Regions from separate parts of the Mus musculus genome. Here regions 2 and 3 are each linked to region 1. Evidence: chromatin loops called from intact Hi-C (ENCODE). Cell type or tissue: gastrocnemius. All regions are shown on one strand.

Region 1 (2,500 bases):
TGTCAAAAAGTGAGCGCTATTCATTGTAATTAGATCAAGATCCAGCTGAGGCCTGGAACTACGAAAAGCTTAAATTAAATTAATCTCCCTCCTAAATGAGACAATTATTCAGCTAAATTGAAAAAAAGAAAAAAGAAAAAGGAGAGCAGCTTCCCTTTTCAGCTCGGGTCCCGCCTTCTTAGCCTTTTAAAAACACAACTTGACAGAGTCTTTTTGCTCTCAGCTGTACCTTTTAAAACCCACCTCAGGAGAAGACCAAAGAAGAGAATCTAAATTCCTCCAGCTCCCTGCCAGAGTTGTAGGGTGGTTCTTTCTTTCTTCTTCTTCTTCTTATTCTTTTTTTTTTTAAACCGCCCGAGGTTGTTTATATATAGCTTCTGAAAGCCAAGTTTTAGACGCAACACAAAGCTAGGGCAAGATCAGGGTGAAAAGCGACCTGACCAACGTGAGCTGCCCACCTGAAGTTGCCGGGTCTACAAGGCCCCTTGCTCAAACAGAAAAGCTGCTGGATTGGACCTTTTTGGGTGTCGGTAGACACCTTGTCACCTTTCTTGCCTGGGGCTTAATTTAGGTGAGCCAGCGATAATATTCTGGAGGTTCCAGAAAAAGCAACAGGATTCAATACTTGCGGCTTCTGGCAGGAGCAGGCTACAGGCTCGGAAAAACTCCGGACTTTGGCAAACTTAACCAACTACTCCTTGCCGCGGACTTTGGACACGCTGAATCTTATAGCGCGATTTAAAAAAAAAAAAAAAAAAAAAAGGCGGCGGGGCGTGTGTGTGTGTGTGTGTGTGTGTGTGTGTGTGTGTGTGTGTGTGTGTGTGATCCCTGGCTGTTTCCCTTGGTTTATTTATTTATTTTTTTCTTCTGACCTGAAGGTACTAAAGCATCTCTTATTTTATTTCCTGATGCTTTCATTTGAGAGATACAAAACGGTCTGGGTGTTCATCCAGAGGTTCGGGGAACCTTAAGGAAGATGGACTGGCCCGATCCAAGGTTCTAACTTTTTCTATTTCGTAGCAAAGATAAGGAAGGCCCTTGGTAGGCGCTCTGAAATTATCCTGATTTTTTTTTAAAAAAACTCCCTCTTGGATACCTCTGAGGCTGACCCTCCCGAGGGTCGCCACGGTAACGCAGCATCCCCCCCCCCATCCCAAACTCAGTGAGAAGGACCAGAGACTTCTACTACAGGCAGCACCCTTCTCTAGAAGCCGCCTTAGCCTCTGCCCCCTAGGCTCACTCTGGCCATCGGCTGACCTCCACCTGCTCCTCCCGCCACCCTCTTCAGGCAGGAGTACCTTGAAAGCGATGGGCAGGGTCTTGTTGCAGCGCCAGTGAGTGGGTAGCACGGAGCAGAGGAAGTTGGGGCTGTCGGTGCGCACTAGCTCGCCAGGGTGGTCAGCTAGTACCTCCACCATGCTGCGGTCGCCGCTCCTCAGCTTGCTGGCCAGGGCGGCGCCGCCATCCGGGGCGCCCAGCGGCAGCGCCTCGCTCATCTTGCCGGGGCTCAGCGCGGTGGAAGGCGGCGTGAAGCGGCGGCTCGTGCTGGCATCTACGGGGATACGCATCACAACAAGCCGATTGAGTAAGGACCCTGAAAACAGCTCCTACTAGACGGCGACAGGGGCTCGGATCTTCTGCAAGCTGCTCCCGGGAGACCAACATACAAGTTCAGAAGCCTTTATTACTACCGGAGGGTTGTGGGGGTAGGAGACTAAATTACCATCAGTCCCGGACTGAGATCTAGTTACACGGATCGGCCTCACACCCAAGCAGGGTTAGCAACTGGCCGCTTAGTGCGTTAAAAAGTGGGCAACCAGAATTCAAAGTCAAATGCCCAACAGAGCCTCGCTTTGAGAGTTGAAGTTCAGTCTTTGGCTATTACAAACGGTCCCGGAGGCAAAATTCCCATACGCGTCCTAAAATATTTATGCGCAGAACAACAACAACAACCAAAAAATGACCAGCAAAAACTAGATTTGGAAGTTCCAGCAGTTAGTTGCCTGTCAGTTTGTTTTTCTTTCTTGCGGGTCAGTTTTGTTTAGAGTCTCAACAAAATACAAAACTTAGGAGTGTCTTCCATACAGAGCGCCCCTCTTACCATGAAAAACTCACTTCGTTTCTCAAAAGCAAGAGCCGTAACTTTAAAAGATTGTGCTACTAATGTATGTGCTCGTATATATAAATATATACATATGATCTACTTCATAAAATATTTACAATACAATCTGTAGAGAATTTAAACACAACAGAAATCCATTAATGTTTGCTGCAGTTTTTTTTTTTTTAAGTAGCCTTGAAAATCAGCTTCAGTAGTTGGAAGGCTGGGATAGGATCACTTGTCATTACTCAATAAATTCTGGCCAAATAAATGGTCAGTGCTTTACAAAGATCTGTAGCTAATCTTAAAAAAAAAAAAGTCAAACTCGATGACACTCAGGGTAGAGCTTCCCACAGCTGAGGACTCTGGTTTGGGAACGCTGGTTAAGTTTGTGGCTGA
Region 2 (2,500 bases), 53 kb before region 1:
GGACCAGGCCCGGCTACCCCAGAACTCTGTAATCTGCTCTACTCCTGCTGTAAAAGGAACGGAGAAAAGCCCTGAAATTTGGCAGGACTTAACAATGGTGTCCTGACTTGCGTAAACAGGCAGCCATGACAAAACAGCTTTCTATTCCACTCAAAGACTTGCTCAAATAGGAAGTCGAAATTAACCTCGGCTGTTTTAAAGTTAAAACCTCAACAAACAAAACAGTGGTTTGGTGGCATGGTAACTGTCTTCCCTCTCCATCTGAACCCCAGTGCAGATCACTCGAGGTGTCTATTTGGTAAGATAAGGAAATGTGATATTCTATACCCATGATCCTCTGCTGGCAGAGCCAAGGGGTGGCTCCAGCCTGCAGTCTTCTGCTGCTCCACAGACGCTCCCCTGCAGTGACTGTCACCTCTAAAGCTGACAATCATTCCTGTGTCTCTGTGGTGTCCAGGGGACACCGCCCTGGCTACTTCTGGGATAGTTTTCTTAAAACTGTGACTGCCATTTCAGAGAGCCACAGTCCCATGGTGCATCGCTTAAATTCCCACCTTAAGTAGGCACGTGTGCTCTACGGCTAGGACCAGGCAGTAACTGCCCGCAACGCCAGGAACAATGTGAAGAACTTGCCTGTTACACTATCCCTGTTAATGTTTACATTTCAAGGGTGAAAAAAAATCAGGAGTTCACTCAAAACTAGATTTGTATAAAATAGCACTTTCTTATAAGAAGAGATACCAGAGAAGAGCCGGAGAAGGGAGAAGGAAGAAAGAAGAGAGGAGAGAAACCCAGAAGGTGGGAGAGAGAACACAAGAAAGAGAAATTGGTTTTATATGCAGTATCTTCAATGGGGTTTGAAACCGCGTGTCTGCCTGGAGGCCAGTAAATCCCTGCTTATCAAATTTATATACTGGAGAGGAAAAAAAATCCACAATATAGTCCACACATCTTCTCAGAGTACCAACCAAGCCCCTAGGACACTCTAAGAGCAAGTGCAGTGTTCTGGAGAGTCACCGATGCGCAGCCACCTGTCCATGACCATGCCTCTGTGCACAGGTGGGTGGTTCCAAAGGCCCAGGGCTCCCTTGAGCCCACCCACCCTCTGCAGTTTCTAGGGACGAGGTATGTAAGACGGCAAACTGAAGCAGTCCGGGTTCATGAGGCAGGCAGAGGCAACCATCTGAATTTGCTCCTGCATGGTTTGGCACTGGCTTTAAAGACGCTTACCAGTTTTGGTTTGACTGTAAGTAAAAGACCAGCCTCCTTCTCAGCTCACGGGCGCTCGGGGCAGCCAGGAGAGGGCAAGAGAACAGCCTTTTCTTTGGGTTTTAGACATGGGATCCCGGAGAAAACGTGTGTGAACTTAAGTGAGAGTAAACAGAAGGCAGAGAAATGTCCTTGGATATCTCCTTCTCCCACAGTCCATCCATCTCACCTAAAGTGTGTCATTTGCCTCAATTCACCACCGAGCTGCACTGTGGGACCTTGGAAAATTAGTGTGGGTATTTTGAGTGATTATTCGTCACTATTACACACACACACACACACACACACACACACACACACACAAAAACACCTAAGGATTTTGGTGTGGCCTTTTTCTAAACATACCTAGGAAGAAAGCCTAATTTTTGTGTCTGTTCATATAAAAGAGAGGCGCTGTGCTGTGCTAACACGGTCTCATGTATCTCTGGTTGGCTTCAAGCTGGCTACGTAGCCATGGCTGGCCTTGAACTCTTGATTCTGCTGTCTCCATCCTGCAAGTACTATGATAACTTGACTGTAATACCATGCCTGGGGGTATAGGCTTTCTATATTACATTCTGGAAAATGTGGGCCTATTTGTGAGCCCTGCATGTGTTTCTCCCCAGAGACAGCAATCGGCTCAGATAAAAACCTTATCAAGTAGATGCCCCCTTTTCTCCTGTGAAGCTCAGAGGACACTAGTCTTTGCTTTCTGTGAAGGGCAGAGCCCCACTCCTGCTGCCCATCCTCTGCCCCTTTCTTTGTATGGGCTGCTCATCCCTTCATTTGAGTTGCCCAGGCCTGCATCTCTGCAGGAGTATTGCTGTAAGCATGCCATATTAATAGCTGTGTCCCACCTGTCCCAGAGAAAACTGCCTTTTGGTTATTATAATGGTATATCACTGAACAAACAGATTCCGACGTCAGCCGTCCGACTGGGGAAATGCAGTGAGCATTATCTAACTTGGCACAGAGGGTATGTGCAGTTATTACATCTTACAGCGTGTTTGCCACTGGTGACTGGCCCACAGAGTGACCAGAACTCACGCTACTGATCTGAAAATGTTCTGCCTGATACAGCCCACACCACATACATACACACGCATGCCTCTTTCATATTTTGAAAGAAGAGATATTAAATGAAAACTTAGCATAAAATCTAAAGGCAACAAGAACTTAAAAACCCCTTGCTGGATTTGTATGTGTATGTGTGTTTATACATGTATACACAACACATACATACATACATACA
Region 3 (2,500 bases), 120 kb before region 1:
GAGGTGTAAGATGGAGAAGAAACATGGTGAGGGTGAAAAAAAAAAAGGCATCAGAAGAAGAGAGTCAAAAGGAAAATGAAGGTAAATAACGCGGCATCTCTACTAGGCTCGGCAGCGGCTGGTTCTCACCCAAAAGAGCAGAAAGAGAAAGGAGCAGGATTTAGGGGCTTAGCCTGACCAAGAGAAGCAAGGGATGGCCTGGTGGGTGTGTCTGGCAGTGGGCAGCTACAACAAGCACACACGGTTCATGGCACATGGTACACAGTACACACGGGTCTCATAGTCCTCAGCACAGGGGGTAAAGGCTGAGGGCAGACCTGAAACCTCTCGGAGCACTTGGGAAGCTGGTGGTCTAGAGGCTCCAGGGATGGCCCCACCCACAGTGGGCTGGGCCCTCCCCCATCAGTCACTAATTAAGAAAATGCTCTGCAGGCTTGCCTGCAACCCCATCTTATAGAGGCATCTTCTCAATTGAGGTTTCCTCCTCTAGGACAACTATAGCTTGTGTCAGGAGAACGTAAAATCAGTCAGGATATATTTATTTGTTTAGCCCATTCTTTTTTAAGTTACAATTTTTGATTAGCATAGAAAGTACTAGGTTTCACTGTGGTGTCTCACACACACGTGAACTCTGTATGTTTCTTTCCCCTTCCCCATGCATGGCTACCCGGTCCGATCCCTTCCCTCCTGTTCCCCCACTTTTCCCTAGACCAACCCCTTCTGTTTTTTTTTTCTCACAATGCTCTGTCACCCTCTCTGTTTCCACCTTAAGATCTTTCTTTTCCTCATACTTCTATTCCTAGTTTCGTAGCTCCCAACACATGTACACACATGTACATACATGTACACATACACATCATTTTACATCTGGTTTCTGCAAATGAGAGAAAACATGGTAATTTTGTCTTCTCTGTGTCAGACTTCTGTCTTTTAACATGATGATTTCCAGTCCGGTCCATCTTCCTGCCAATGCTGTGATTTCGGTTTTCTTTACCACTGCAAACACTCTGCAGTGCACGGGCCCTGTTTCCCCTGTCCGTTCATCTGCTGGTGGATACGAGGCCTGGTTCCATGTCCTGGCTCCTGTGAAGACTGTAGCAATAAACACTGCTGTTCCAGCATTTCTGTGGTGTGTTAACTGGAAGTCTTTTGGGTACACAGCCAGGAGTGGTTGAGCTGGGTCATGGGGTAGCTCTGTTTGCAGCTTTTAAAGAGCCTCTGTAGTGATTTCCACAGCGGCTGCACAAACTTGCGTCCATTGCAGCGAATAAGGACTCTTTATTCTTTTCTTCCCGCATCCTTCCTTCCTTGGCAGTGTTTGCTGATCTTGTTCTTGAAGGCATCCATTCTGACCGCAGCAAGGTAGAATCTCAGCCATTTGATGTGTGTGTGTGTGTGAGAGAGAGAGAGGGGGGGGGGAAGAGACAGAGAGACAGAGAGAGACAGAGAGAGAGACAGAGAGAGAGAGACAGAGAGAGAGAGAGACAGAGAGAGAGACAGAGAGAGAGAGAGACAGAGAGAGAGAGAGACAGAGAGAGAGAGAGAACGGGGATGGAAAAGGTGCATTTGGACCATTACAGGCATTTGTAGGTTAAAGGACAAACTCTTGTGTGGCTCCTCCTATGTGACAGGGTCTCAGCCACCACCGTGTGCTCCAGACCAGCTAACCCTGAGCTTCTGGGGACCCTCCTGCCTCTACCTCCTGTCTTGTAGTAGGAGCACTGGGATTGCAGATTTGCCCTTCACCCCTGGCTTTTATGTGGGCTCTGGGGATTTGAACTCCAGTCTTTATGCTTTTGCTGCAAGTTCTGTATCCACAGAGCTGCCTCCCTGTGAGAATGTTTGTTACTGGATACAATGATAGGTGGCCTTTGTGGGTGTTACCTTAGTCCCAGGGACACAGAGCTGGCAAGGTCACGGGGCTATGCTTTAAAGCACGAGCCCAGTCATCAGCAGTAAGGAGGACATACAGGGGGATGCCACGTGTGTGTGAAATGTGTGTGTATACACACAACAAGCATATAATATATAATATTATAAGCATATAATGAGCACATTGAGCTTATTTATGGGCATGTTCGTGAACACATATGTATATGTATGTGTATGTATATATGTATATATGCACACATAAACAGTAGATGCACATTTATATACCTATGCATGAATATATAATACATATAATAAATATGAATATTATACATGAACATCCACTGTATGTGTGAATGTATATATACAGAAATGAAGGTTTACATATATTACATGTAATATTTACATAAATACATGAGGAGGGTGTGGTATACATATCCTTATCCTTGTGTGTGGTATGTGGGTATGTGTGCTGTGTGTGTGTGGTATATGTCTGTGATGTATGTGTGTGTATATGTATGTGTGTATTTCTGTGTGTGGTTTATGTCTGTGATGTATATATACATGTGCGGTGTATGGATTTGTGTGTGTGTGCATGTTTGTGTGTGGGCTGTGTCTGTGATATATATGT

Evidence for each region. Peaks named below come from ENCODE experiments on the same cell type or tissue, not always from the same donor. Only the 100,000 strongest peaks of a DNase experiment are listed, where the experiment ranks them.
Region 2: a loop joins it to region 1, with 2.1 times the contacts of the local background. A loop is called at or near these places in 5 of 42 quality-filtered maps.
Region 3: it touches region 1 in a loop (4-fold over the local background); 23 of 42 quality-filtered maps call a loop at or near these places.

What each region holds. Positions count from the first base shown.
Region 1 is chr16:92,694,186-92,696,685 of GRCm38, forward strand. It overlaps Runx1 (runt related transcription factor 1), which reads right to left. Exons shown (of 8, transcript NM_001111021.2): 3 at 1,299-1,552. Among named protein-coding and RNA genes, the nearest start is that of Gm30281, 67 kb to the right of the region's middle. In gastrocnemius, no CTCF peak of the experiment used is centred here; a DNase peak (open chromatin) is centred at 1,480; H3K4me3 peaks cover 2,500 bases; H3K27ac peaks cover 2,308 bases.
Region 2 is chr16:92,641,012-92,643,511 of GRCm38, forward strand. All of the region lies in intron 6 of Runx1 (runt related transcription factor 1), which reads right to left. Among named protein-coding and RNA genes, the nearest start is that of Gm30224, 46 kb to the left of the region's middle. In gastrocnemius, no CTCF peak of the experiment used is centred here; no DNase peak of the experiment used is centred here; H3K27ac peaks cover 164 bases.
Region 3 is chr16:92,576,425-92,578,924 of GRCm38, forward strand. No RefSeq gene overlaps it. Among named protein-coding and RNA genes, the nearest start is that of Gm30224, 18 kb to the right of the region's middle. In gastrocnemius, no CTCF peak of the experiment used is centred here; no DNase peak of the experiment used is centred here.